Regions from separate parts of the Mus musculus genome. Here region 2 is linked to region 1. The links are chromatin loops, found by intact Hi-C in ENCODE. Cell type or tissue: gastrocnemius. All regions are shown on one strand. Links, peaks and the distances in the headings refer to the core of each region. The heading gives the core; the rest is flanking DNA. Region 1 has its middle 30 kb from the start of 1700019J19Rik. Region 2 holds the start of Gm39292 (a long non-coding RNA gene).

The links. Peaks named below come from ENCODE experiments on the same cell type or tissue, not always from the same donor. Only the 100,000 strongest peaks of a DNase experiment are listed, where the experiment ranks them.
Region 2: it touches region 1 in a loop (1.8-fold over the local background); 2 of 42 quality-filtered maps call a loop at or near these places.

The regions. Positions count from the first base shown.
Region 1 is chr9:14,052,041-14,067,759 of GRCm38, reverse strand. No RefSeq gene overlaps it. Among named protein-coding and RNA genes, the nearest start is that of 1700019J19Rik, 30 kb to the left of the region's middle. In gastrocnemius, for the core only: a CTCF peak has its summit at 8,182; no DNase peak of the experiment used is centred there; H3K4me3 peaks cover 628 bases; H3K27ac peaks cover 4,277 bases.
Region 2 is chr9:14,148,460-14,164,178 of GRCm38, reverse strand. Gm39292 (a long non-coding RNA gene) reads left to right here and starts at 11,603. Exons shown (of 3, transcript XR_870548.1): 1 at 11,603-11,960; 2 at 12,286-12,421. In gastrocnemius, for the core only: no CTCF peak of the experiment used is centred there; no DNase peak of the experiment used is centred there; H3K27ac peaks cover 1,317 bases.

The DNA.
Region 1 (15,719 bases), core at 4,998-12,997:
TACTTCCTGACTCCTTTAACCTTCTACATTGAACTGTCAAAGCAGGGGTCATGCATTAACCCACGAATCCTCCAGCTGAAGGGAAGGAGGGCAGAAAGACAGCAGGGAGGAAAGCTGAAATTGCCTTGCTTCGCTCAGCCTTTGGAAGGAACCCGGGGGGGGGGGAAGAGAGAGAGAGAGAGAGAGAGAGAGAGAGAGAGAGAGAGAGAGAGAGAGAGAGAAACAAGAGCTATTGGCACAAAGCAGTCTGCAGTGTCATATCACAGGATTGGATTCAATGGCTGGAGAAGCTTGAGGAAAGAAGTCACCAGAGATTCCATGGAATCTGAAGCCAAAATCTGCTGACACTTGTCTCTTCTATCCCTTGTGAGATCTGCACACTGGAAGCCTTCAGAAAGGAGAGGAGACTTAGTATTTCTCAGTGATGTATTCATTTAGCCAAAGTCCCTATGGCTATCTCATTGTCTTTATTAATAATCATTTTAAGTGATTGTCTCTCTTCATGAAAGAGAAAATCAGATAGGTTCCCTGGAAAAAGGGGGATGGAGCACTAAGGATCTCTGGAATAGAGATGAAGGGAATTAAAGAAAGCACAGGCCTGTCATGTTCCTGGGAAAAAAAGGGATGAAGCATTAAGGTTCTCAGATATAGAGACAAAGGGAAGGTTCCCAGGAAAAAAAGGGATGAAGCACTAAGGTTCTCAGGGATAGAGACAAAGGGAATTTCAGCAACATCGGTTCAACTGTGACTAAAATGAAAGTAAAAATGCTAGCCATCTGGAACTTGGTCAGGGCGTGCTTGAGGGACAACAGTGGAAAGTACAATGCTGAAATAGAGGAAGGAGCGGCAGAGCTTGAGGAGGCTGAGATTGCTTCTCAGGCTAGCCACCGAAAACCTAAACAGCTTAGACAACAAACCAAAGATAAGAAAGAGAAGAAGAAATCTAGCTCTGAAGGGTCTACTAGTGACAGTGACATCTGTAGTCGATGTCCCACTGGAGTTTGAGGCGCGGTAGGCTGCCTGAACCATCAGCCCCTCCATTAGCCTTCTCCTCCCCCCTATAAAGATGAGGGAGACAAAAGGGGAAAGCATAGTCTTCATGCAAAGGTCTGGAAAAATGTGCCCACCGTTGTGGGGTCCTTCCTAGTATTTCAGGACCAACAGGGGCAACGGTATCATGAACCCCTGGATTGGAAGGTTGTACAAAGACTGAAAGAGTCAGTTGACTTATGAGGTCCAGGCTGCCTTTACCGTAACTCAGGTTGAGTCCCTACAGCAGTACTGTATGATGCCTTTTGATTGGCAGAACCTCTGCAAGGCCGTTCTTTTGGAAGGAGGTTATTTAACATGGAAGGCTGCTTATATTGAGCATGCCGTTGAGCAGGCTGAGGCTAATGCTGCCACTGGACTCCCCAATGCAGCCTGGAATATAGACATGTTAATGGGGCAAGGGAATTTTGCCAATAATCAAACAGGTTATCCTATACAGCTTTATGAGCAGATTAATAACTGTGCTAAATCAGGGCTTTGGCTTCACTGGAATACAAATTTTAAAGCTGGTATCCTTGTGGTTAACCAAAGAGTGGATTGGTTGCAGAAACAGATGAATATTTTGGAGAAGTTAGTATTTGCTTCCTGCATTACTCATATGGCAGGAGTGTGTGTAACCTCTGTTCAGTATTAGAATTTTTCCAGAGCTGCAAATCTGTCGCATGCAATTGGTGCGATGCTGCTAGGACATTGGAGTCATGATCTCGACACAAAGATGAAGGAATTGCGAGCATCGATTGTTGCCGTGAACAACACCCATGTGGAGATTGCAACTGCAAAGCAATGGCTGGAGATCATCCAGGGAACTGTGGGATTCTTAAAAAATTGGGGAGAGATGGCCTTTTGGGCACTCTTGCTGACTGTTGTGTGTGGAGGAATGCTTTGGTGGATGGCATGTATGCGAAGGAGGCACAGGGCTGATAAATGAGCCTTAGTGCAGGCTATGGTGGCCTTGGAAGCAGGAACACCCCCCCCCCCATTGTTGGCTCAACATGCTGGATCAGTAATCAATGACAGGTAAGGCCCTCACATGCGCATACCAACCTAAGACAGGATGGTGAAAGTGAGTTCGCCACTCCCATGACAGGTAAGGATGTGGCACGGATGGGGGCAACCTAAGACAGATGCTGATCCCAGAGCTACTAATAAAACAAAAAGGGGGAGATGCGGGAAGTGGGTGCAGCTGCATGGGCCAAGATGGCACTCTGGCCCATTGCTAGGCCCCGTGAACCCCACATGTTTACTGCCTTGCCCGAGCATGCGCAGTGAGGCTGCATGCGTGGGCTGCCTGCTAGGCTGGACTGTTCCTCGTGATCCGGACCTGTCAGCCTACCTGTGACCGACCTGAGCTTGTGCCTGGAGTGAGTGTGATTCTGATTGGATGAGGTGGTGTGGAGTGAGATGAGGTCAGTTGGCACAAGTAGAGGAAGGACTGCTGCAAGAAGGACGGAGGAAGAAGAAGCTGCTGGGGAAGAGAGCTGTAAGAGAAAAAGCCACAAGTAAAGAAACTGCTGCGTGAACCCACCTTGGTGTCTGTGTCATTCTTGTCTCCGCTGGGTGGCAAGGATTGTGACAGGGGTGCAATCAGGTATGGGGGAAGGGGATGTCTCAGCAGGCCCATGCCAAGGCATCCCTTCCCCCTGAGGGACCAGCCACACAACGGTATAGTACAGAATAGAGTTTATTCAGGGCACAGGGAGGGGAGTTAGGAGGGTAGTAGAGGCAGAGAAAGCCAGAGAGAGAGAGTAGAGAAGTAGTGGCCAGCCATGAGAGGGGGGAAGGGAATGGAGAAGGGGCAAAGGGACAGAGAAGGAGCAAGAAGGCAAGAGAACAAGAAAACAAGAGTGGGAGGAGGGGGCAAGCAGTCCCTTTTATAGTGAGTCAGGCACACCTGGCTATTGCCAGGTAACTGTGGGGTGGAACTTAGACAAAATGCTAATAGCTGTTATTCATAGCAAAGGGCAAAGAGACAATGACATTTTAGATTTTAACAAAACAGAGGTTAGCTAGGCAGTAATTAAATATCCCTAATTGTTTCTGCCCAGAGATCATGCCACAAGGACCAAATGATATATAGGATGCTCATATTTTTAAATATTTACTATATATTAGGCATTAACCAACAGACTCAAGACACACCATTCTTTTGAACAAAATAGTGAGACAAAAGAAGACTGTTAGGTTCAAGGAGTGGTGAGCTGGCCAGGGAGCCTGCAGTGTAAAAAGAGGAGCTTCTGACCTGACCACTGTGTGCTATACTACCTCACTGAACTATGTGTCCTTCAGGTGAGAAGTGAGGCTGGGTGTTATCTGGAAGCAGGACCTCAGTGAAGGATGAAATGCCGGCAGACGGAGAGAACAACCCTTTTCTCCTCAGAGCTTCCTCTTTGACCATGTGAACCATTTGCACGTTCCTTCCACAGAATGCGTTCCATTAAAACTGGCTTTCCAGTAGGTCTTTCATGTACTAAACATACTACAAAAGCTGGGATTTTTACAAAGTCATTCACCTGTTCTCCTGAGTTCAACAAAGGAACCTGCAGCAGTAGGCTTTGCAGATTTTTCAAAATTCAGTAAGTAAAGGTGTGTTCAACTTGGAAAATGAGGAAGAAATGCCCAGCCTCATCAGCTCCATTCAGTGAACTTCCCTAGTGCTGGAGTTTGGGAACTTCTGAACTATGTGGACACACCCATTCTGAACAGTCAGTAGGCCAACTTTCAAAATACAACACACACACACACACACACCTTTTTTTTTTTTTGCCAATAAGTGTTTCAGATATGATGCCCAAGACTTCTCTAAATTACCTCTGAAGCCTCTTAGGAAGTGTAAAAAATGTCCTTAGCTTTGTACCATGAAAAATTCTTCCCAGACATTCTGGAAAGCAATTCATCCACCCCCACTTTTGCTATGGCCTGGGAATTCCAGCAGTTGCATTTGTTACGGTTTCTTTTAAGTTCAGAAAACAAAAGAAAGAGACTGTTTTGAACCATATCCAACTCACTTCTCTGGACACTTCACTGTCTCTTTAAAAAAAGTTCATCTGGCTCTTAAAGGCAGAGAAAGGTAAGTGCCCCACAGTCCATGTGTTCCTTCCTCCAACTCGATCCTGAGAAAAGTCCACAACCTACAAAGGAAGGCTGGAAAGAGAGAAAACCATGGCGAATTCCAAATGACCTGAACGAGATATGCTCACTGTACCTGTTGGTAAGTTAGAACCCCAGATGCTGTCAGTTTCCCGATGTCTCAGGCTGGCACTTGTAGTCTCCCCTCCCCCAGCCTGAAACCTGCTTGCTCGGGGTGGAGCTTCCTGCTCATTCGTTCTGCCACGCCCACTGCTGGAACCTGAGGAGCCACACACGTGCACCTTTCTACTGGACCCGAGATTATTCGGCGGGAATCTGGTCCCCTCCCCCTTCCTTCATAACTAGTGTCCCAACAATAAAATTTGAGCTTTGATCAGAATGAATTTGTCTTAGCTCCGTTTCTTCTTTCGCCCAGTCTAGATTCCTCTCTTACAGCTCGAGTAGCCTTCTCAGTCGAACCGTTCATGTTGCGAGCTGCTGGCGGCCGCAACATTTTGGCGCCAGAACTGGGACCTGAAGAATGGCAGAGAGATGCTAAGAGGAACACTGCTGTGGAGCTCCACAGGAAAGGAACAGCTTTAATCCACTGCCCTCTTCTCTCAGTTGAACCAAATTTGTCCTTCTTTTCCAAGGTCCCTTCCTTCATGAGTCACATACTCATTGGTAAATGCAAGGTTTTCAAAGCTAGGATCCAGACTTCCTGGGCCAGGCCGGTGGGGTCTTCTTAGTTCCTTATAGGAAAAACTGGACAGGCATGGCTTCTAGAGGGATGGCAAGAGACATGCACTAAGACTATTATGTGTTGAGGGTGCCACCAGTGCATTTAAAACTCAGTCCTGATTCTGGGCATGGTGGTGCATACTGAGATATACAGGCAGAGTATGAGACTGTAGCCAGTCAGAGCTGCAAAGTGAGTTCAAGGCCAGTGAGGCCTTGTCTTCAAAAAAAGAAAGAAAGAAAGAAAGAAAGAAAGAAAGAAAGAAAGAAAGAAAGGAAGAAAGAAAGAAAGGAAGAAAGAAAGAGAGAAAGAAAAAAGAGAGAGAAGGAAGAAGAAAGGAAAGAAAGGAAGAAAAAGAGAGAGAGAAAGAAAGAAGAGAAGAGAGAAAGAAGGAAGGAAGGAAGGAAGGAAGGAAGGAAGAAAGAGAGAAAGAAAGAAATTAAGAAAGGAAGAAGAAAAGGAGAAAGAAAGTAAAATTTATTCCTTTAGTACCACACTTTAGTCAGTGTGGTAAATAGCACTATCTTCCTTCTTCACCGATAAGAAAATGAAGGTTTATAGAGGGGACGGATAATTATCCTATAGAAACAAAAGCAAAAATGTTAAGGTCAGGGTTGATCACAGGCATGCACTCTTAAGTGTTATTCAGCCTGACTCTGCTCTGCAGAGACTCAGGCAAAGACAGCTTTTGGAATAAATGAATCAGTTACCCAGCCAGAGCCTCATATTTCTGCAAGACCTAACTAGCAAACCATGCCCCGAGCAGGAGTCCACTGAACTCTGGCTCTGAGAACTGTTCTGTGCTTATTTACAGTATGCGGTCGGTCCATGCTTGCTTTATGAGCTGACCCTAGTCCTTGCCGTCCAGGCTGAGATTCCTACCCCTGGCACTGCGGATCGGATCGGTGCTTTCTCTTTCATCACAAGGGCATGGTAGATACTGACGTCTTCCAAATGAAGCAATTAGTGAAGGCTATTAAAAGAAGTTTCCAAACCCAGTGATTGCAAAACGCATTAGCTGAGCAAAATTTTCAGGGGTGGGGGTTGTCCTCCCATTACCTGACTTGAGTTCAAGTAGTAAAGGCAAGAAATAATAAGCAAATTATACTAACCAATGCTAACCAGATCCAAAATTTACAACAAACGTCAGCAACATGACCCTTAAGTCCCTGGCAGAGTGTTCCATAGGAAGCTATGGTAGATGCTTGCAAGCTCTTCAGCAGCTCGCAGCCGGCCAGCGAGGCTGAATACACCATTAAATGATGGCAGAGTTATTTTCAGCTCACACTCAGACTCAGCAGGTGGCCAGAGAGCTGGGATCAGCTGTGGTGACCTGGGAATTTCCCTTAAATTCTCATCACAGAGCCTATTTTGACTCATTTCTAGAGGATGAAGATATTCATAATACTCCTTTATACAACTTATTCAAGGATATACCCAAGCAGTAAACTTTCACTTGTATTATTTCTTCCCCTCGGAGAAAGCCTACCATTGACTTATCTTACAGAACCACAGAGGATCACTGAGTCTTATTGCTCATACTGACATTTGAAGAGATCAAAATAAAAAATCACAGATATCTGAGGAAAGCCTACAACAAGAAAGACAAACACATACTATGGAAGACAAAAGGTGATCAGGGAACAGAAGAGAACTTACCAGAGAGAACTAATTCAGTATGTTCAGAAATACTCAAGACTATGTAAGCAAGGATTCAGCAGAAAAAGGAAACAAACATTTGAAAAGCACATTGACAAGCAAAAAGGATACTCTGAAACCTGAAAATAAGAGGCTGGAGTTTTAATGTTACACATGTGTGCGTGGAAGACATAACATGAGCTGAACTTAGGGAACTTCTCAGCTTACAAAACCAAGTTAAGTCAGGAGAAGAGAAGGGGGAGGCAGGGAGCAGGGGAAGAGAGAGGGAAGGAGGGAGAGAGAGGGAGGAAGGGGGAGGGGAGGGGAGGGGAGGGAGAAGGGAGGGGAGGGGAGGGGAGGGAGAAGGGAGGGGAGGGGAGGGGAGGGGAGGGGAGGGGAGGGGAGGGGAGGGGAGGGGAGGGGAGGGGAGGAGAGGAGAGGAGAGGAGAGGAGAGGAGAGGAGAGGAGAGGAGAGGAGAGGAGAGGAGAGGAGAGGAGAGGAGAGGAGAGGAGAGAGGAGAGGAGAGGAGAGGAGAGGAGAGGAGAGGAGAGGAGAGGAGAGGAGAGGAGAGGAGAGGAGAGAGGAGAGGGTCAGAGTCAGACAGAGGTGTGGTGGAGAAAGAGTAATCTAATCCCAGGACAGCTGGGACTTTATTAAAGAGAAATCTAGAGAGGACAAGGATACCAAAGGGCAGAAACTTATTTGAAAGGCAAAGCACAGGAGAATTCCTAGAGGTGCCTGGAGGCTATCCTTAAAGACCAAGATCCCACAGAGTGCCTAGTGAATTAGCCAAAGATAGACATGCCTCAACACATTAGGGTACAACCTGAGAACAGAAGAAATTAAGAAAATGCCTTAGGACTTTTCTTGGGTTGGGCAAAACAATAGAAATGTCCTCCTAGATTATAGTACAAAGCTAATAGCAGAAAAGAAAACAGGGCTGGTGAGATGGCTCGGTGGTTAAGAGCACGGACTATTCTTCCAGAGGTCCTGAGTTCAAATCCCAGCAACCACATGGTGGCTCACAACCATCCATAATGAGAAACAAACTTAAAAACAAACGAACGAACAAACAAACTAAAAAGTATGGGCTGAGATCAGGGCTGAAGTGAGGATGAGAAAGGGATGGGGAAGAAAACGGGGAGTGGGGGAGAGGAAGAAAAACCAAAAGCAAAACTAACAAACAAACAAACAAACAAACAAACAAAAAACCAGTAAGACAGCCAGTGTCTGAGGAAGCAGAACCACAGGTTCTGAAAGCAGAAATCACAACCATCATCTGAGAATAGCTGACCTGGTGGAGAGGAGACAGAACCACAGGCCACCAGGATTTCTATTATCCTTGCACAAGTATTACTTTCAAGGTGAAATACATGTGTGCATAAAGATTACACGATAAACACTGGTTGTAAAATTATGTATACTCCTATCGTAAAATATGTTACCTACATATTTATAAAATTATCACAAGCATGGAATATGTGTTACTGTGTGCATGTGTCTAGTAAAGCCATATTTGTAGGCTGTGTGATTTTTGCTCACAGAGAGGAAATCCATCCTTCCCTGTGTGTTTCGTCCTAACAGGAGGCCAGGTGTTCTCCTGTGTATATGGGTTACTCTGCACTCACGATTACTGATGAGTGTCCTACAGAGCCATAAAGTCATTTCCCATAAAGGTCCCCTAGTGGCCTGTACAGTCAACAAGCCTCCTCCCTGCGAAGCTTCCAAACAGGCCGTGGTTAGGCTGAGCCAACAGGATATAAAAAACACTTGGTTCAGACATGGAAATTTCAACTTGAAACAGTTGGGATTTTCTGATCTTAACTAAATGTTTTTTTTTAGAAACTGAGTTTCGTCAAACCTGTTTGTGTAAATGGGGAGCGAGCCATAGGAACCCAAGGAGCCTTTGATTCTTCCTGCTGCTACACGCTGAGAAAAATAAACCTCCTGGTTATTTTGAGCCTTGACTAATTTCTTTAGAAAAAGAAAAATAGTTTTCTAATTGGTCCCTTTGTAGCACAAAGGGCTAATCTGAGTGGACCTTGCCATCAAGTAATGGGGTAGAGTTCTCACTTGGTGTTGACGACTAGAAACTCTGACTGGGGCTTTAAACGCTCTTGGCAAACACTCTAGACCATGTATAAAGCGAGGTGAAGCAGGGGATTAAATCCCTGCTTGGTGTGTGTGGGAGCTGTAAAGACTCCCCAGCCCCAGGGACACAGCATTCATTAAACTGCACTGGCAGCTCCGTGGGGCTTAAGTTGTCTTTGATGGTATTTTTCTAAGCCTGGTACCTTTCCAGTTGACTATAAGAAAAGCATCCCTCAGAGTTAGGGCACAGTGCAGACTGCAAGATTCAACTCACAGCTGATAATTTCCCTAGAGGCAGGCAAACCACAGGAAGGCAAAAAAAAAAAAAAAAAAAACACCAAGGTCTCACAAGAGAAATTGTTTTTGTGGAAAAATTCTGAGTGCACAGAGCCAAAGTAGGAGGAGCTGGCCAGTCACACAATAATTCAAGGACCACAGGTAGGAACAGCCCCTGGGGAGGGTGCAGTTTGGTCATACACTCACTCAAGGAAGAAAAACAAGAAGCCAGAAATCATGGTGAAATTGTTTGCCCCAAAGAGGAGTTGCTATAAATATAGATGCCGTGGGATAGAAGGAACAGGAAGAAAAACAGCAAGCCTGCATTCAGAATGAGGTGCAGGCTCCACAGTGATGGGAGCCCCAGGGGATCTGCAGGTCTTTGTATTCTAAAATGATGCTTTTATTGAATTTAGACTTGGTGCTAACAATGTCCCTTTAGACCTGGACTGTTTTTCTGGGGTGGAGTTAAAGAGTTAACTTCAGAGGGAGGATGCAGGAGGCAGCCACCCAGACATAATGCTGAAGGTGCAGATGGAGGCCAGACCTCAGGTGGTCCCATGTGTCCATACCCTACATAGTCCACTCCCCTTGAGAGTGGGTAGAATCCTATCCTACCTGTGACTGGCTTGCAGATAACTAACTGTGGGGATGGTCACAGAAGGCCTGTCCTGGGATGGCTGCATGATTTTTAAGACTCTCTCTTAGCAGATTGGACAAAAGATCCTACTTGAGTTTTGATGAAGTAAGTAGCCTTGTTATAGCAGTCTCTGTAGCAAAACCCTACAAGTGAGTTTGAAATGATAGGAAATGCTAGGTAGGACCTAAGTTTGGTTCCCAGCTGCAGCCAGACAGACACAGGCTGGAAAACTGGCTCCTAGGGCCCAGCCCTGAGGAAGTGAATTCTGTTCTCAGCCTGCATGAGCTTGACAGAGGGCGGTGTGAGAGCTAGAATCGAAGCCTAACAATCCCGAACTTCTCTCTGTGTTGGACCTCACAATATCTGCGGCAACAGAAAATGGTTTCTCAGGTTAGAAGCAGGAGAGAGGCCATGAAAGGTGTGAAGGCAGATGACTTTCAACGGGAAAAGGAGGAGCGGCACAGCTGCCTGTGTCCTTCTACATCAGCTGCTCTCCTGAATGCTGCGACAAAGGACCTGGAATGCGCATCGCAAGGAAGGAAAGGTTTACTTTAGCCCATGACCTTAGTCCAGCATGAAAGAGAAGGCATGACGGCAGGGACATGAGACCTGGCACTGTGGTGTGGCTTCTTCTTCTACTCAGTTCAGAACCCCATTTCTCACCTCAGTTAAACCTCTTTGGAAACACGCTTATAGACACCTAGAGATGTGTGTCCTGTTGACAATCAGGATTAACTGATATTAGCCTCTGTCATCTCAGGCTCCCTGCTGGGCACTGCCCACAGCACACCAAATGTAAGCTTTGCTCGCCATTGAACTATTGCCTAGGATAACACCCAGCCGTGTATTCTAGAAACCTAATTCATCAATTTAGAAAGTTCTTTAATGTTGGCCTTACAGGATGCCAAAAAGGGAAAGATTTGTTTTTCTTTTCTGTTCATAGACTTTTGATCTGATGCAAACCCTTCTGGAAGAGGGAAGACAGAACTTCCTGCAACTATTCCTCACCTGCCTCATCTCACACACCACAGCTTTCGAAAATATCCTCTTCCATGAAATGCTGCCCCTCTGCAGTCTTCCCCTTAGAGAGTCCGCCTGATATCGATGAGTTGAGTCACCTTGTCCCAGTAACATCAATACATACATATATGTGTGTGTGTGTGTTTACATTTGTTTATTTGTAGAGGAGGTAGGCGCGTGCTTGCTGTAGCACGGGTGTGGAGTTCGGAGGACAACTTTTGGGGGATTCTGGTTTTGCTTCTGCAAAGTCAGTTTTTAGAAGGTCAAACTCAGGTCACTATGCTTGGCTGCAAACCCCTTACTGACTGAGTCATCTCTCCAGACTTCTTAACAGATGCTTTCATAACTTGAACAGTAAATTCGAGAAACACACAAATGTGTATAGTGTCCAGGAGGGAGTTCTGGGCTCCGCAAACCATGGCATACAGCTATAATGGGAAGAGAATTTCAGTGAAGACTTCCAGCCTTTTCCAGAGCTTGCTTGGCCCTTCCTTGTTCTTGCTGGTTGCTGTCTGTCCTAAATAGCTGTGGGGTTTCTTCTTGGGGCCCTAACAGTAGCATCTGTGTAGTGTAGATAGATGTCAGATCCTACCCTCACCCTGAGGAAGAGAGGCTGGACAGCTTGCACTGTGTAGATCACAACTGCTCACATCTGATTTTTCTCAGCCTTCGGCATTATTGCTTATGCTTCTTGAGCCACAGAACAGTGTGTGTGTTCTTCACAAAAGCAAAATGGGAGAAGTCGACACAGAGATGCAATGGTGGGCTTCAGGAAGGGAGGGGTCTCCATATGACAGAAGGCTCTCTGTTTCCTCCCACATGAAAGTCTCTGAGAAGACCCTGCTTGAGGAAGACTGAGAAGGGCAATCCTTCAGTGTAGTGTGTCTTATATTGGTCTGCAAGCCTCCTTGCGCCTCTCCCTCCTACCTGCTCTGCTCTTCCCCTCCCATGTAAATTCTAATGGAATTAGGCAGAGACACTGAAAACTCTGCCTTGTGCAGCTTCAGGTGGTCAGGATGCCCTCAATTAACATTCACAAGAATTGCCTGCCTCCCCTCTCTGGCCAGTAAGCTTCTTGAAGATATGACTTCTGTGATAGGTCCTTATCTATAGAGCCGTGTGTGTGTGTGTGTGTGTGTGTGTGTGTGAGACCACAGAGGTGGCTAGCAGATGAAAGAATTACATTAGTGGCCAGAGAGGGACAGCAACTTAATCTCTTGACACTCCAAAAATAAGGAAAGAGAAGGAGAAGATAGTAATTCCATGAATTTAGGAGTTTTTAAAATGTCCTTTTATTAGGTGTTCCTCGTTAAGATCAACCAGAAAGCCACCCATCCCATCCTGTTCCATGTAATTATGGGGCAGCAAAGTCATTTTATCACATTTTCCAAAAGGGTATGTGTGGACCCCAGTCAGCTGAGGGCAGGTGGCCAGGGCTTCCTTGTCAGTGGCGCTATGAGAAAGGAGCATTAGAAAGTGGTAATATATATGGGTTTTCCTTTTGTGCCAGTTCCTGATTTCTTTTCTGTTTCTTTAACAGACAGAACATATTTCAAACTTTTCTTACTGTGTTTACAATGTTATGCTGCTAAGATGTGATTTCTTTCTCTATTTGATTTCAATTGTTATATATTCTATTAGAACATGGTATAATTTGATGAATTTTAAGTGTGTCTTGTGCCAGCTATTTTAAGCAAACAGTAAAGTTACAGTAAAATACAAGTAAATAATTTTGTAGTATCTCAAAGCAAGAATTGCCACCTTTTCCTGCCCCTCTCCCACTGTCTTCCTTGCTTAACCTCCATTGCAACTCTGACCTGAGAGCCTAGAGGAAGGAAGGTACCAGGAAGCAGCCCTAGCCACTCATGGGGTCTTTACTGGTTCTTCTTGCCTCTCCTTAGTACTCCCACTCCTTCATGCTGCTCACAGAACCCAGGCCTCCACCACCCTGGGGTGCATATCAGTCTGTCCTCTCCTGTGGTGACCATCTCACAGAGCCAGGCATGCTTGGAAAGGCAGTCGGTACCAGCACTTACAGCTAGGACCAGCTATGTTCCTCCAGATGCCCAGGCCCCCACCTCTAGCAAATTTAGGGCCAGTTCACCTGGATCAGAATCTTGGAGAGCCCAGTGGGTGCAGATTTTGGACTAGCCTCTCCTAAGCTGCCCATGTTTGGTTTCTGGTGATCCTTCTCATTGATGCACAATTCTTTATTGCCCTCAGCATCTGTCACATGAGCCTGAACACTGTCCCGGAGGCTGGCTTGCTCCCTAGCCAAATGCAAAAGTTTTGGCATGTTGTGGGCAGGTAGGTCTCCTGTTGCTCTACATTCTCTCTAGCCCTTTCTATTCCTTCCTCGCACACTACCACAGCACGGCCATTGCATCGACATTTCTTCTGTCTGGGCTGCCTGTTGAGAATAGGCAGGAAGGAGGACCAGGGCCTAGCATACATGAGACCCTGGGGTTCAGTCTCAGCTTCTCAGTATAGGGAGGAAATACACACCCTTAATTCCAGTACTCGATAGGCTGAGGCAGGAAGTCCAGGCTTTCAAGGTTATCCTTAGCTGTATAGTGAATTCAAGGCCAACGTGGGCTATGTGAGACTGTTAAAAAACAAAAAAACCAAAAAAAAAAAAACAAAACAAAAAACTGTACCATGTATCTTTCTCATTACTCCAATGAAGTGTCTGAAGGCCTGCATGGAATGAATGCTGCCTCGAGTTCTGCTGGTTGTTGATGAAAAAAGGAAGGATGCTTTAGGTTACGTTTAAATCAAAAATCAGTGAGGTTTGCTCGCAGGATGAAGAAATAGCATTCGCTCATCAGCTGTGAATTTCCCAAGCCCTGGCACTTTCAGTAACTCATATGAGCAGGGTCTTTCTGAGAAGGCTCCCAGCCTGGCTAGATGCAGGCACTGTCTTGCAACCTCTCAGGCTCACTCTGTGATTGAGATCCCACCTGTAAACGCAGGGTAGGCTGAGGTCCTTTCTGGAGTATGCTGTGGACTGCCAGGTTCGTATTAGCACTGACAGAGCTTGTGTTAGCTGCTTTCTGATTCATGGAGCGACAGTTGTATGTGACAGATTTAAGGAGCCATAGAAACAGCACATTATTTAAAAGACAATGAGGTCAATGGTTCTATAGTAATCAGTGAGTGTGCCCCAGAAGGGAGAGAGGTGCCTCCTGCAGGCACACATTCCAAGAAATGACTCAGGCCACTAGGCTGAGCTCCCATCTCCCTTCAGGATGGTGCGTTTCCTGGTTTGTGCCATGGCTGGCAGAGCTGGCTTAGGTCCCAGCTGCTTGATCTTGAGGCAGGTAGTCTCAGCTGGAGTCTGTCTACCAGTTCAGGCTCCTCACAAGGGTCATGAATCGCCCAGAGAGGTGAGGTAATGGCTAGATCAGCACATGACACTTCCTGACATGACCCCAGACAGACAGAGGGCAGCCAGCACTAAAGAGCACTTGGGCCTGCTGACTGCTGACTCTTGAGCAGGAGAGATTCAGTTTCTTGCCTCATACTTTCCATGGCTTCCCAGGGCCAAGCTCTTGAAGCTTTGTAAGCAGAGGAAACCAGTGCAGCTAATTACTCTGAGGAGCTATCTCACACTCCCAATTCAGGGAATTTCAAAGGTCAACACCACAAGCTCTCTAAGTTCTCATGTGGCTCCAATGAGATTCCTGAAAGCCCTCTCCTGAGATGGAATCTGGGGTACATGTTAGCTATCTCTGTCCTTTAGGAGGAAGACAGCATGGCAGTCAGATTGTGGCTGAGTTGAAGGGTTCTTGAGAGCACTTCACATCGTGTGGGTCAGCAAAGGGTCCCGCACATCATCATCTTCTCCTGCTCCCTCAGCTTCTTTGTGGCTGCAGTGGAAATTGTTATTGTTTGAGCATTTACGTAAGGATGAAGAAAGAACATGGCAGTGGGTGTCATGGGGTGGCACTTAGTCTGGACCTGCTGGGAAGGACTTCTAACCCTGACAGGTGCTACTTTCCTGTCACTGTGACAAGACACCTGATACGCAGTTTAAGGAAAGAAGAGTTTCTGTGGGTTCACAGGCTGAGGATCTGGTCCATCTGCTGGGGAAGTCATCTTGGCAGATAGTCGAATGACATCTTAAGTTAGGCATCTGGGAGCGGACAAATGCTGGTACTCAGTTGTCTTTCTCCTTTTCATCCAGTCTGGGAGCCAGCCCAGGGGAAGGTACTACCCAGAGTTACCATAGGTCTTTCCACATCAGTGAACCTCATCTAGGAATCTCCTGTCTGGCTACTCAGAAGTCAGTTTCCATGGTAATTCTAAATCCGACCAAGTTGATAAGAGGGACCATTGTACCACGTGATTGATTGCTATTCCTGGTGAGTAAAATGGAGCTCAACTACCTTTAACTCTAGTTTCTTTGTCTTTGAAGTACAAGGCAACAGCACCAGGCTTGTGAGATGTTGAGGTCTGGCTCAAACAGGCTTTCCAACAAGGGAGACAAGATGGACACAAACTGTGATGTGCAGAGGAGATCCCCCAGACCACTTCTTGGGCTGACAGTGGTTGGCACTGCTGGGTGCAGAGTAAGAGCACTGGAAGTTTGAATGTCCTGCCTTGTGCATACACTTTCATGTTGACATGTGCAGAATCTTCTGCAAGGTCATTCATCATACTCTGATATTCAGGTCATAATACCTATCTCTTGCTCCCCAGAGGCAGAACTCTGAGTCACTGAGCCACTATTTTTAGTGTGAGGAGGCTAGCCTACCTGACTGTATGTCCTAGGCATTAGGTCCCTCTGGCCAACACAGTTTGCTCTTGAGGGATGCTTTGTGTCATTCTCATCCTTCTGAACACATTTTTCCTCCCAACTTTCTGAAGATCTCCCTATAATTAGGGATGCTCAGAACACAAAAGGAAGGCAACCAACTCCAGTGAATGAAGTACAAGCCTCAGGCATTGTCGTGAAGGGAGATTTGGTTAACCATCACTAGGCTTTCTGTAAGTTGATGTGGAACAGTTAAAAGGAGCTGATGACTTCCCTCCTGGATTACAGTCCTGCTCCAAGCTCCTAGTTGCTATGTGAAACCTCAAGACTATACCTGCTTTCCCAGAGCAAAGGCGTAGAATCCTACCCAAGAAGATATACACTTTGCATGAGCCTCCTGCTGTGGAAAAGTTGAAAGTTCCCTTTAAAACTCCCTTCCTCT
Region 2 (15,719 bases), core at 5,137-13,136, 96 kb before region 1:
TGAAATGCAGAAAGCAATTAGGTGTTAGCAGAGGAAGAAACATCTTGTCTAAGAAATTGCTGTATTTCTCTATCATTATGTTGCACTGAATTTTGAGGGCATCCAAAACTGAGTTAGACATGGCTTCAATCTTTGCTAAGGACCAGCCTCAGCTTGGTCAGGAGTCCTAAGGAAGGCACGTTTGGAGTGGTAAAAGAAACAACTCTAAGTCAAATGATGGGGTGCAAGCTGACAGCCTTATAGTCCACTTGAGATGGCTTTCTGATTGAGACAACTCTTTGCTTGAGATAGCTATCTTGCTGGAAAAAATCCTATAAGAATTTCTTATAGAAAAAATTCTATAATAGCTGTGTTTTCTCTCCAGAGGCCTCCAGATAGCTTATCCAGATGGCTCAGCTCTTGCAGACCAAAGCACTCTTTTATTTATAAACTTAATCATTTACTCCAGATTCCCTTTTGCTTATCCCACTAGTCAGCATCCCATAACCCCAGCCCCTTGACACTTAGGAAAAGACAGCAAGTACACTTCTTTTTTTTTAACATGGCAAATGAATGCAGAGATCTGCCTGCCTTTGGAAGCACAGACAATAAGGTGGATGGGTGGGATCCCCACTATGTCAGGGCCTAAACTAGCTCTGTTTCAGGCTGACCTTTGTTATGCAAATTATTTTTAAAAAATGTTGGTACCATCCCGCACTAAACCCACCTACTCACTGCTATGGTGGTCTTGCAGCCTCTGCCTCTAGGCTAGACCCATGCAGCGACCAATGGAGGTGCTCTTGCTGCAGATTCCACTCACATTCCCAGCCATCCACCCCCTGCAATCAATGGTCCCAAATACCAGTAACCCAAATAAAATAAAAACTCTAGACGCTTATAATTAATCAGTCAGATTTATATATCAATAAATTCTCAATTCACAGAACATCCACACAATTTATTCAGAGCCAATTGATATTGATATAATTGCCCACCTAGATAAGACAAATTGTCCTGTAATTATACATCCCTTATAAGATATTCATAGCTATCTGGATCTTCCTCCCCCTCACTCCATCTTTCTTCCTCTCTGTCCTCTCTCTGTCTCTGTCTCTGCAACTCTTAGCTCTGCCTCCCTTTTCCCTGTCCAATCACAGGCTTCTTGTTGTATTAATTGGGGGAAAATTCTGCTACAGACTTTGAACTCAGGAATCTGACTGCCTTTGTAAGCTCAAACAATAAACTGAGCTGGGTGGGATCTTGCCCTGAAAACATCTCTCCCCGGATCTCTTTATCTCCTTCCTTAGTATCTTTCTGACAAGCTGGCTCATAGTGCAGCTGCAGCTGCCTTTCTTCTTTCAGGTCGACACATATGCTGCCTGTGATGGTTTATATATTCTTGGACCAGGGAGTGGCACCATTTGGAAGTGTGGCCCTGTTGGAATAGGTGTGACCTGGTTGGAGTAGGTGTGTCACTGTGGGTGTGGGCATAAGATCCTCACCCTAGTTGCCTGGAAGTCAGTCTTACAGTAGCAGCCTTTGGATGAAGATGTAGAACTCTCAGCTCTGCCTTCGCCATGCCTTCCTGGATGCTGCCATGGAACCTTGATGATAATGGACTGAACCTCTGAAACTGTAAGCTAGACCCAATTAAATGTTGTTTTTTTATAAGACTTGCCTTGGTCATAGTGTCTGTTCACAGCCGTAAAACCCTAACTAAGACACTGTCCAACACATCTTGTCTAATATACAGTCCTGGATGATACTTCTGGCAGCTTCTTTTTGGCTTAGTATACCACAAAATCACTTTTGACAGCTCTACTCTTTGGGACATGTTTATGATAATTCTGTCACCAAATGCATCCAGGGTCATAAGGCTTATCCCCTTCCTCTATATAATGTGGGTACTGCAGTTTAGATATGAAATGCCTGCCCCCTCTGACAGGCTCATGTATCTGAGCACTTGGTCCTCAGCTAGAAGCTGTTTTAGGAAGGCTGTGGGATATGCAGGGGGTAGCAGCTTTGGTAGTCAGGCTCCACCTCCTGCTTTTCTTTACTGACTACAGACACTATGTGACCAGGCACCCCACATACTTGTTTCCCTATGCCTTTCCTGTTGTGATGGACTTTCCTGCCATGATAGACCATATCCCCTCAAACTGTAAGCCTAAATGAGTGCTTTCTTTCTTAAATTTCTTTTTGTCAGGTATTTGATCACAGCAACCTGTAGGGAAAACTCCTGCCCTCTCAATTTCTCAGTCTGGCACATTCCAGGTCATATAATTAACTCCTTTATGTCCTACTTGAGTTTTTGTGTTCTCTACATGATAAATTGATGGCATAATTGCTTCAAATTATGGTTAGACAGAGGATTTATTGTAGATATGAGGGAGAATATAGCCAGAGGCATCTAGAAGAGTCCAGACCAGAGAGAAAAAGCATTAGACTAAACATGGCCAGCAGACTGGGCCTGGCCAAGAGAGGAGAGAGACAGGGGATTGTGAGGGAGTGAGAGAGGATGATGAAGAGAGAAGAGGACCAAGGGAGACGGGCAAGAGGGAGCATAGCTGAAATATCAGATTTACAAGGACAGTGAGAAGGTTGGGAGAGAGAATCCCATGAACTGGAGAAGTTTAGGGTAGGAGATGGGATGAGAAGAGCAAGGATGCCAGCATGGATTCTGAAATGTGTAACAGGTACCTGTAATACTGAAGGAGCCCGGAGGCCAGCATGCACTTTAGTATGCTAATAGGCACCACAGACAGCCATCTGTCCTTTCTGACAGTGATAAGGGAACTAGCTTCATGAGTTCCTGCGGAATGCTGGCTTCTGTTTAACTGGAAGAATTTGGGAAAGTAACAGGTATGGGAAAGTCTTTGCAGATATCCCAGGAGGAAAGATCTATTGTAGCTTACTGCCTCCATTTCACAGATTAGAGCCTCTGTTCTGGTCCACCATCATGGCTGTACTTCCACTCAAAGATATTACAATATCATGGGTGGGATGAAAAATGCCACGGGGACAGAGTGGTAACAAGGAATCAGATATCATAATAGGCTTGGATCATTTCAATTTCTGTTTGTATCAGCTGCTGCACTGGGGTGGAGTCAAAGGGTTGACAGAGTGTAGATGTAAGTAAACATCAACATGGAAGGAGACTGTTCCTCACATAGAGAACTATAAGAGGAATGAGATCAATGGCACTGGGCTTGGAGCCATGGGGGTCAGGAGACAATGAAGTGTTTAGCTGAACTGAAATGTTGGGTGCCTGTAACTAACCATGTTTGGATCTCCTGTTTGTGAGTGCAATACCCGCAAAAGCACTATCATACATAACAGAATGGAGAGAGATGTTGCCTAGAGCAAGGGAGGAGAACACTGGAATTATCCCAAGAGAAGCACCTCCTTGAACAAACCAAATACCCTAAGGGTTTCAATGCTGCGAAGAGACACCATGACCATGGCAACTCTTATAAAGAAAACATTTAATTGGGGCTGGCTTACAGTTTCAGAGGTTCAGTCCATTATCATCATTATGGGAAGCATGGTAGCATCCCAGCAGATGTGGTACTGGAGAAGGACCTGAGAGCTTTACACCTTGATCTGAGGCAGTCAGGAGGAGGCTGTCTTTTGCAGGCAGCCAGGAGTGGGCTCTGGATCTCACTGGTTAACTTGAGCATATATGAGACCTCAAAGCCCTACTTCCACAGTGACACATTTCCTCTAACAAGGCTACACCTCTTCTAGTAAGGGCACACCTCCTAAAAGTGTCACTTCCCATGGGCTGAGCATATTCAAATCACCACAACTATGATGTCATTCGGGGAGGTGATACATGGTCTCACAGGAAAACACTCCAGAAGCAAACTTACTTTTGAGCATGCTTAGTTCATGCTTAGGTTAGAGTGACTCTTTAAGAATAGAAGATAGCAGACTTATGTTTGGGCAAGCTTAGCTCAAGGTCATGGAGCCCAGGTCTCAAAGGTTAATATGGCTGACAGGAACACATCTGTGTATGCTCAGTGTAGGTCAAAAGGATGGCTGACAGGACTATCTCTAGGTATAGTTTTGTTCCAAAATGTTTTAACTGATAAAAGGACACTTTGAAGGGATGTTACTATTGTTTACTCCCAAAGATGCTGTCTGTGGTAAGCGGTTTAGATTACTCTAGGAAGGGAGCCATTCAGATAATACTAAGGAAATTGGATGTGGAGCTTGTGATTTAAATGGCTCTTAAGGAAGAGAATAAAGTGTTGCACATGTCTGTGAGGACAGTGGGGATACGGGTAAGTCTCTCAGTCAGTTGTATGAGAGGATGACTGTGCAGGGAGGTCTGAACTGGGCCTATGGGAGACCTCCTGTCCACACTAGAGTGTGGAATCGGTTCTGGTACTCCACCCACTCATGTTCCATGTTGAAGCTGGCCTGGTTCCATCCTGATTATTTTGTTAATGTCCCTCTGCATATGATTGGCTCTGAAGGCTCAGTGTTGAGTTTGTCTCCGTTCAATCGGATCTGAAGGCTTAGTGTTGAATACAGAACAAGACACACTCTCAGTGACGCCATCTTGCTGCTGTGAAATTGCCAGCACACTTCTGAGCTTCATGCCCTGTACAGTATCAACTTTGACTTTAGAAGGCTTTTTCTGGAAAAAAAAAAGCCCCACCACTGATTTCCAGTTTGCTGTTTTAGATTTATCCAAAGAAGTGGAAAACCAGAAGAACAGAGTTGCCCAAATGAAAGATTGCTGTCACTCGGTATGTAGAGAGGTGTGACATCATCATGTATGCTGCTGCTGCGGCTGCTGCGGCTGCTGCTGCACATTACCTGTAACTTCTTAGGGAAGGAAGGTGATTAATAACAGTGACTTGAGAATTCTCTAGTATTTTCTTTCCTAAAATGTGGTAGGACAATGATGCAGTCTTCCAGAGAATTTAATTTAGATTTGAGGAAAATTGAAAATGTTGATGTCTAGAGAAAGGCCAGGAAGTTGGTCAGTCCCAGATGTAAAATAAGCAAACATAGGCAAGGATTGTTTATTCCTTAGTAGAGGACCCAGAGCAGGGAGACAGCAAGTCTCTCTTCAGGGTCTTAGAGAGACCTTAGACACACCTTCCCTTCTATTCTAAATTTCCTTGACACACAGGAGGTGCTCAGCAGAGATTTTGTTAAAGAAATTAATTGTTCTTGGTGTATTCAGTAATCGTGAAAGAATATAACGCTCAGACGTTATCTGTGTGGAAAACAAGTAGGTATGGGGATGGGAACATAAACAGGGGCTCTAAGGGGCAGGAGAAGTGGTTGCTCCTGGGGAGAGAGCTGGTGTCCTGTGCACAGCCAGGTCTGTCATCCTGTGTTCTCTGGGGACAAAGCCTGAACCCTTACTCTGACGCTAAGCACCTATTTTAGGAAACATTGTCTGACTAGGAATCAGCAGCTGTCTACCGTCCAGGGCAGCACCACTGAGGGCAGGGGTGGGGTGGGGTGGGTGGGTATCCAGTGCAGGGGATCCGATTAATTTCTGTTAACATCTGCTTTTCAAAAGGGCAGCTTCCCACAGGCCTCCATGCCTGTTGCTCTGCTCTGTCTGTGGGTGGTACTTCCCTGTCCCTTTTGAAACTCCATTCCTATGCAAAGATTCAAATAAGCACAAACACTGTGTGTACAAGAGTTGAAATTTGATCTAGAATTTAATTCTGGCTTCTTCATTTTATGGATCAGAGAGGTAACGTGACTTGCACAAGGTCACCAAGCTAGGAGGTGGTATTGCTGAAATTCCAACGCAAGGCACTTGGCTTAAACAGGGTATTTTCCATCCCTCACAGGAGCAGGGCAGCAGACAAAGGCTGCTGCCAGGACTGCAGGGCTGGTCTTGCTCTGCTCTTTGGCGTCAGGCAGACTGGAGATCAAATTCCACCTCTGCTTCTTCTAGCTACGTGACCCGTGACTGAAGCAACTTGCTGAGCTACGCCTAGCCTGTTTCTTCCCTGCAGTTGAGAATCCTAACTCCTTCTCACAAGGTTGTCCCCTCCCTTGAGTAACAGCAAAGCTGCCTGCTTTAAGTCACCAGTGCAGGTTTGCACCAGGCAGCCTGTCCCCTGTTCTGAGTCCTGGATTGGGGAAGGAAGCACAAAGTTCTGGTTTAGTCAGATGTTGTCTAGCAAGGGAACTGATCTCCCTGAGGTGCCATTGTTAGGAAAAGGCCCTTCTGACACCCATCCTGGGTGCTGTGATTAAGTCACTGACCTGATGTGTGTTAAAGCTCTTTGTGAACGGACAAGCCTTTTGTTAGTTCTCAGTATTGGCATTAATGCCAGTATCATTTCCCAGCTTCTCCTGCTCGTCTCCCAACTTTCCTATCTCATGTCTTTGGTGGGATTTCTCATTGTGGCACTGTTGGCTTTGTTCTCTTTTCCACAGTGTCCATGTCTGCTACTGTCTTCTTTTGCTTGAGAAACAGTGCTTGTGCACTCTTGTGCCTATTTTCAGGAGCCCATTTCTGGGGCTACAGAAGGATGTGGAAAGATGGAGCAGACCCATTTTGTGAGCTTGACTCACACACTCCCAGCCTCCCTCAATGGGGCATTGGCATCCTAAGAGAACTGCTTATCCGATGGATGATTGGTGGGAATTGGTGGCAGGGAGAAGAGCCAGATGTGCAAAGCCAATGGAAAAATCAAGAACTGTGGCCCAAGAATTCTACTGTTCTCTCTGCTGTTTTCAGACAGGTTACTGCCAGAAGGCTCTGGAAGCCATACCCTGTGGGACCATGCTCATAGGCCTGTGGGCACAATGCCTGTTGCTTTCATTTATTTGTCTTGCAGACAAATACAGCAGCTATTTGAAAAAGTAGCACCCACAAACACGGACAAACCCAGAGACCAAGAGGCTCCATGTGGATCATCCTCTCCCCTAAAAGCTCCAGCAAGTTAAGACACTGTTTACATTTCAATTTGGCAGAGTTTAAAGAAAAGATGGCAATGTAAACTGGGTAGGTTGGAAACCTTCTTACCCTGCAATTCCTTCCCTCTGAGTCATGATATTAGCAATGTGAAATGCACACATTCCATGAGAAGGCTGGGCAAGCTGCTTCTCAGGGTCTTCTTCTTCCCAAGGCCTAGCACACCCTCAGGGACCATTCTCTCTCCTGACCCAGGCTCTAAAGGACTGAGCTCTCCAGTTAATGCCACTTGACATACTTGACATAAAGTGGCCCTTTAACACTTCCAATCAAAGAAGGAGATAATGGGTAGAAGTAAAATCTTATGAACTAGCAACGATGGGGCACCTAAGACAACCTGATTTTTGCAGTTGGTCGGTAAACTAGACTCAGCCTTTGTGATTAGGCCAAAATTGCGCATAGATTGCTTACCCAGCTCTCAGTGCCAGGTCAGTGTGGGGGAAACTTTCCCTTTTCTATGGCACTGACAAAACCCAGCAGAAGCAACTTCAGGAAGGGAGGGTTTATTTTGGTTCATCCTGGCAGAAAAAGCATGCTGGGAAAGTAAGGCCACAGTAGTGTGAATGACTGGGCTGGACACGATGCACCCACAGTCAGAGATCAGAGAGAACTCAGGTGCGAAGCTTGCTTTCTCTACACAGCCTAGACTCCAGACTCCCACTTTCAAGGAGGGACTTCTCAGTTAAACTTCCCTGGAAACTCCCACACCAGACATATTTAGAGGTTTGTCTTCTACAGAATTGAAGTTGGCAAGATTAACCATCACAAGGGACCTCATGGCTGGGGAGATGGCTTAGTGGCCAAAGTTCTTGAGGACCAGAATTCAGATACTGTTAGTGGCATCACATCCTCACAGGCCTGCCAGAATTGGATGCCTGACACCTGTGTACACATCTAGAATGGCTTCCCCATTGGGTTAGGCTGTGGGTACCACACATAGCATGGAGGATGCTCTCCTTTTTATATGGTTGGTGCAGAGCTGCTCTTCTTGTAGATGCAATTACAGTCTTGCTGCCATGGCAGGTGGCACATGGAATCCATTTGCACACATGTTAAACTATCTTGCTCAGACATGCATGGACCACTTAGAGGGTACAGACTTTAAAACTAGCTTCAGAAGTGGATTCTGCTCTCAGTTATAGATGAGGTCCTGCTCTCAAAGCACTTATCATTTGACTTTTATTCCTTTATTGAATGTCCAGACCTCTGAACAAAGAAACAAAACCAAGCAAAAGGCACTGTACTGTACTGTACTGTACTGTACTGTACTGGAAGAGATCATGACATTGACCTAAGAAGTAGTTTCCTGCTTGCTTATTATATAACTTTGAGGAATTTACCTGAACACCAGAGGAATAGTTTTCTCATCTATAAAATGGGAATCTGTGCTCAATTATTGCACAGAAATGAAGTTATAAATAAATAACTTCCCTACACAGCATTTTTCTGAATACACAATTCTATCCTGAGAAGTAATATTCTGAGAGATGATATATGCAAATTATCACGTCAGAATTTAATATTTTGCATCATTGATATGGAGCCAGGTATAGCAGTGGAGAAAGGGGTAAGGAATTAGCTTACTCTGCCTGGATAAGCCAGAGCAGCACCCACAAGAGGCTACATAGGAGCTGGGAGCTTCATTTGTTCAATAGGCACTGGGTTAAGCATTCATTGCAAGCCCGGGAACATGGGTCAGTGTGCTGACTGGATTTTGTCAACATTACACAAGCTCAGGTCATTCAGGAAGAGGACTGGCCTGTAGGAAAGTCTGTCAGGCCATTCTCTTGACTAATGATGGATGTTGGAGGGCCTGGCACTGTGAATGGTACCAACCCTGGGTAGGTAGTGCTAAGTTGTACAAGAAGGTAGTCTGAGCAACCCATGAAGAGCAAGCCAGTAAGCATCATTCCTCTTTTGGTTTCTGCTTCAGTTTCTGCATCTGAGTTCCTACTTGAGTTCTTGCCTTGATTTTCCCCAGTGAAGGACAGTTACTTATAAGCCTAAGATTAAATAAACCCTTACCACTAAAGCTGTTGTGGTCAGTGTTTTATCACAGCAATAGAAACCCCAACTAAGACAGTTAGCTTATGTTACTCATTTGAGAAAGGTGACCAAGTCTGTGCTATTTGGACTACAGGGTGCCTTTGGCTCTGGGAGATGGTGCTGGAGGCCAGCTCTGAGTAGGGCCATAAGTTGTACATATATTCCTGATGAAATGGGGCCTTTTTATACCATTTCATATGTTCTATTTTCAATGGCCAGGCTTCATGATAAGCTATGACGAAAATGTTTTCTTTTGTTTCCCTGAGAAATATCACTGTTCATTCTGTATATTTTTAGAACCAGACAGAAGTTCCAGACTTATGAGAATTCCCTGGTAGCTGTTTAGAGATTTTAGTATAATTCTTGGTTGCATGGTCCATTTCCTTGCCTTTCTGGCCTGTGTTGTCTAGGCTCCCAAGCCTTCTGTGTGGGACATGGCTACCTCTCAGTAGATTATTACTGCCAAGTAGAAGGCATGGTGTCAACTGGAAACTGCTTAGCTGGTCATTTTCTTCTTGAGGTCTAACCCATTTCTTCTACCTTGACTCTCTTGTTACAGTGCCTCTGAGGTAGAATTTTATTTAAGATTCCAATAGTCAAGTATATTTAAAAAAAAGTATCTGACTCTAATTATGAAGAGGCTTGAATTTTTTCTTTTTTCTTTTTTGTTTTGTTTGTTTGTTTGTTTGTTTTGTCTTGTTTTGTTTTTTTCTTTTTTGAGGCAGGGTTTCTCTATATAGCCCTGGTTGTCCTGGAACATACTCTGTAGACCAGGCTGGCCTCGAAATCAGAAATCCACCTGCCTCTCCCTCCCAAGTGCTGGGATTAAAGGCATGCACCACCACTGCCTGGCTTCTTTTTATATTCAGGGGTATATCAAGCTAGCATATGGGTTAGAAATTGTAAACCATTACTGCAAAGGCTAGAGCGCAGTCACAGGTGTCCATTCAGAGTGTATGGAGGAAAGAGGCCTAGGAAATCTGTGTTTAAAACAAAAATCAAAACAAAACCATAAATTACTTTGTAGTCAGAACTTTGTCAAACTGCTGTAGTTTTGTGCCTGTTGCTATAATAATATACCCTCACAAAGAACAAAGTAGGAGGGAAAGGGTTTATTTGACTTACAATTCTATTTCATAGCCGTGCTTGTAGAGAAGTCACACAGCAAGAGGCTAAACAGCTGGTCACAGTTTAGCCACAGTCAAGATTAAAGAAGTGAATGTAGCCATCTGCCTGCCTGCCTCCTTAGTCAATTGCTAGCTTTCCTTACTCTTATACACTTGAGGGCAGCCTAGGGAATGGTACTGCTCACAGTGGGCTGTGTCTTCCTACAACAATTTAGCAATCAAGACAGTTCCCCACAGGCCAGCCTAGTGTAGACAATCCCTCAATGAGACTCTCTTTCCAGGTGAATCTAGATTTCAAGTTGACAGTTAAAACTAAACAGGACTTAGCTCATTTGTAACAGTCTACTTCAGGCTGAGTGATTTATAAAGAAGATAATGCTGGAGCCTGGGAATTCCAGAAGCGTAGCAGTGGTGTCCACGAGGGGCCTATACCATGGCAGAAGGTGGAGGATAAGTGGCTGGTGTAAGAGCTGGAGGGTGAGATTCGGCTCCCTTTCACAGTCTCCTACTCCAATAACCAACATATTCCCAGGGTTCTGAGGTTAAGCCAATCTTGAGGGCTCAGCTGTGACCATCACCGTGGCACTGCAATTCCACATGAACTTTATAGGTCTGTGGAGTAAAGGGGTTGCCACAACAAATCATCCTAGTGTCTGTCCCACCACCACATCTATGACCTTCTTTGCAGTCATTCAACAAACCCTTGCTGAATTTCTCTGTGTGCTTACATGCTCTACACACTGGGATTCAGGGCAGACATAGCCACTGTCCTGTTAACGCTTATGTTCTACCTGGGAAACATTAAAACTAACAGGATCCTATATTAGAATCAGTACTCATGTGACAGAAACAAAGCTGGCTAAAGTTTTTATTCCTTACCTCCCTCTCTAGATTTAACAAATCTGGCTTCTATTCCCAGCCCTGCAGATGTCCCCACTCCTCAGATGCTCTGTTGTTCTGTGTAACCCAGAGAAAGTTCTACCGTATTCATATGTGGGGGGGGTATTCATATGTGGGGGGGGGGCGTTAAATGAGTGAATTTGTTAAGTATACAGCAAGCCAAAGTAAAAGATTAAACACACACACACACACACACACAGAGAGAGAGAGAGAGAGAGAGAGAGAGAGAGAGAGAGAGAAAGAGAGAGAGATGGGGGAAGAGGGAGAGGAAGAGAGGGAGGGAGCGAGGGAGGGAGAGAGACAGAGGAACATTTAAAACATCTAGCAGAAATTGATTGAGGCAGCCACACTGAGTCAGTCATACTGGCTGGAGTTGCCAATAGACTGGCAGAGCACAGCGTTACCTCAGTGTCACCTCCACAGAGGCTTTTAAGTTAAGAGAAAAAAAAATAACATCAGAAAGGTGAGATTGTCACACTGGGGACGTAGACATGTCCAACAGAAACCAACTGGGAAGTCAAGGCAGGCATCTGGTATTCTCTGTTGAGCTGTCTCTTCATGCTCTTACCTAGCTTGCTGAGGCTGAGTTCCTGTCTTCTCCTCCCCACTGTAGGCACCTTTATACCATGGGATAAATGATGGTTACCTCTGTTGGAAATGGTTGACCAAGCTGTTCTAAAAGACACACTGTTTTTATTCGTGGGGTGACCTCTTCCCTCCCTGTCACAGAGTTAAGGGGCAGCCTGTCTCAGACCATGGAGGACACTTTGAGACAAACAGGCCTGGGTCCAAAGTGGAGATGGGGACCTCAGCTCAGTTTCCAAAGCCAGCTTCTCTGTGAGTCCAGACCACATGGTGTGACCTGCCAATCAAATGCACACTGCACCAACTCTGGTGGACACCCTGTCACCTTTGCCTTGTCTACTCTATGGTGTTTAGTCACTGAGGTAATGAGTCATTGGTCTTATTTCTATAATTTTATTTTAAAAATTCTCATAACAATGCTGAGATAGGCAGTATTGTGGTTACCATTTTAGATACAAGGAAATTGAGGCACACAGACATGAAATAGCTTGCCCAAGATCACTCAGAAAGCATTCATCACCAGCTGTTGGCCTTCCCTTTTAGGTGGGCTGGTCACTACCCTGTGGCTGGACATCCTAGGTATCTGAGCATTCATGTGCCAGCTACCTCCCAGACTCCCCTCCTCTAACAGCTCCTCCTGTGGTAGGAGCTTGTCTCTTATCCTTGTCTCTTATTCTTTCTGTATAGTCTTCTAGTTCCCATTTCCAAGATTCTCATGACCCCCAAGATCAACACCATCAGGCTAGACCTCTCTTCTGACCTTCTGATGCTATCACCGGTGCACAGTTTGGGCATCTGATAAAGATTTCTGCTGGTTTTTCAGGTAAGTGCCCTCTGAATGCCATACTTCATGATTATTACAAAGTCTGTGGCAACATGGTGGGTTGGGAATCCAGGTTGTGGGAATCAGTGTGTAGCCGGGAAGGTAGACTGAAGCCCAACAGGCTTCCCAGTGAAAGCCTTAACTTTCCACCTCTCTTAGCTCACCCAGCTTTGCTTTTCTCATTTTCTCAGGGTATCTGTTACCCCATGTTTTATAAAACATAAAGTTGAATGTGCCCTTTCATCTGCATCCCCTGGGAGGCCTGCCATTGGAAAGCAGCCTGACTTCTGTGGAGATGGGTTCTCTTTTCAGGAGTGTCCATTTGTGAGGTTGGCCCTGTGTATATCCTATGCAACATGCTTTTGACCATATGATTAGTTCCAGAAATGGCAAGCTAAGACCCAGCAGGATTTCATGGGCAGGTGGATACTCAGAAGTCCGTTCATCCATCCCTCTGTCCCTCAAATAACTCAGGATTTTGTCATTGATCATCTGCTGTCTCTGAGAAAGTTGTACCATACAGGTCCTTGAATTCAAAAATGATTCTCAAATGTAATCATCTGTAAAAGAATCGTATAGATTCACTCATGGTCAAGAATTCCTCATTCAGCTGAAGTTTTGAGATGAGGATGAAGCAAGAGGCGCATCCTGGGCTGGGGAGATGGCACAGTGGGCAAGTGTGAGGACCTGAGTTCAGATCTTCAGAACCCAGGAGAAGCTGGGCACGGTAGTGTGCCTACAATGAGGTGATGGGCAGAGAAGGAGAATTCCCATAAGCTGAAAGACCAGTAAGTCTGGTGTGTGCTCCAAGAACAAGTGACCCTGCCTCAAATAGGGTGGATGAAGAGGACCAGCACCAGCATCTTCCACATGTGTGCCTTAGCATGTACTCATACACATTCACATACATGACCATACATGCACCTTGCACATACACAGGAAGTGGGGCTGAGATGGAGAGTGAGAGAATTCTTTTAAAAAGAGACTTGTTCTTCTTAATTTGGCCAGAATAGAAGAGGAGACAGACTTACACAACTATGTCCTCAGAGAGTCGTGGGCTTCTGACATCATACAGAGGGTGTCTATCAGGATGTGCGTCTTTGTTAGAGCACAAGAGAGGACAAAGCACCTCCAAACTGAGTTTTACACGCAGACAGCAGCCGCATATGCTCAACTACAACTCTTAATGTAGACTAGGTCTCCCTCAGCTCCAACAGTTAGCTGCGCATCTGGACGGCTCGGGAGCAGTAATGAAATCAAGATGCTTCTCTATTCTCTAGAAGATACTGTTCCTGCATCTGTGGCCCCGAGGCTCTGCTTTGCTGTTAGAGTTGAACGAATGTAAATAACTCAAAACATGTTCCAATAGTGTGTTCCTCATTTACAACTTATTCTATGCAAATGTAGGCTGAGAAAGGGTTGGCTATAGCCTAGGACAAACGGCCCAAGTCCATCCTGACCAAATTCCCCAGACACTTGGCTAGCTCATGGGTGGCAGAGTTTGGCTAAACTATATCGACACAACCCTCATTTTGTTTGCCTGAGCCATCATTGAATAAAGACTATTATGCAATCTACATGTAAAGACAGCCACTGGCAGGGTATGTGTCCCCGAGTATGTGTGCACATGGCCTCAACTAGACCATCTAGGAAGGGGGTGGCCTCAGAGCCCAGAGGTCCCGAGAAGAGGACTGGACACCCAGAGGAGAAACTTCATCAGAAAGCCTGTGTTCCTGGAAGGGTTTCCTAGAGGGAGAATTGAGGCACCTCACACAGGAATGAGACATGGCCCACCAGTCCCCCGACTTCCTCTTCCAAGTCACTTCCTAACTCTTCTAAGAGAACAGGGTACCTGGCTTTATAAGCTCAGACATGGTCAGCCTGTGAGGTGACATTTTCTTTGAAAACACTGTCATTTTTATTTTTTTCCATTACTTGTTTGGAGACAGGGGTTAGCTCCTGCCTCCGCTGCCCTTGCTGTCACCCTGTTTCTACCACCAAAGTGCTGGCATGGCAGGGATGAGCCACCATGCCTACTTTTTATTTTAATTCTTAATTTATTGGTGGTGACAGTAGCAATTGCACGTGTCAAAGATTATCTTCTTTATTGTGTTTGAGTGAAGCTGTACCATATAAACATACTGAGTAGTGAAATGGTACAAAAACACACCATATGATTCATGCCCCACCATGTCCTTCATATCTCAATCTAAGCGGACACCGTCCAGGTTACTTATTCATATGAACATGCATGCACACATGTGAGGCAAGGATTACCAGTTCCATAAAAATGGAAGCTGTCGTGGGCAGCAGTTAATGTAGAGCTCCTAGCGGTCAGAGTTGATTGAATAAGTGACTTTGATTGCAGGTTCTGCCCTGAATGAGACATTAGTATCAACCCTGCCCAAGGCTATGGGACACACACACACACACACACACACACACACACACAGAGAGAGAGAGAGAGAGAGAGAGAGAGAGAGAGAAGACAGAGACAGAGACAGAGCATACACACACAGAGAATAATAAATACATTTAACATAGTTAAGTATGTTGGTGTTTTACTATTGGTTTTATATCTCTAACTTATGTAAAAAAATCATTTCCCTCTAATATAATAGAGTTTCCTATATTTCTTTGTACTGTATAATTTCTTAATTAACCCTTTGTTCCATTTGGAATTATATTCTGTGAGCAGTGAATCCTAGGAGTCTGTTTCTTCTAGGTAAATCCTCAGCGAGGTCAGCAGCAGCAGTTAAGGTCTGCTTCCCTCCTGGATGGGTGTGCCTGTCTCTCCTGGATGGGTGTGCCTGTCCCTCCTGGATGGGTGTTCCCGTTGCCCTGTAATCCATTCCTATGTATACCAGGGCTTTTCTGAATGTTTTACTCTAGTCCACTCATCTGAGCCAATACCAGAATATTTTTTTGTAATGATTTTATGTGGTATCTGATAAGGCAGTAATCCTGCTCCTCCCCCCTTCCCCTTCTCTCCCCCCCTCTACTTCTCCTTTTCCCCCTCCCTTCCCCCTCCCCTTCTTCTTTCCCCTCCCCATCCCTTCCCTCTGGTCCCCTTCCTTTCTCATCCATTTCCTCTTCCTGTCCTGTCCTTCCCTTTCCCCCTTCCCCCATCTCCACTTTTCTTCCTTTCTGTTCTGACATGTTTTTCCCCATAAGAAACTCAAACTTATTTTGCGAATTTGTTAAACATTTGATTCTCATTGGGTTTGCATCCATTTTGTGAGGATGATTATGGTAAAGATAAATATATAATCCCATTAATAATGTGGTATATTAGTCA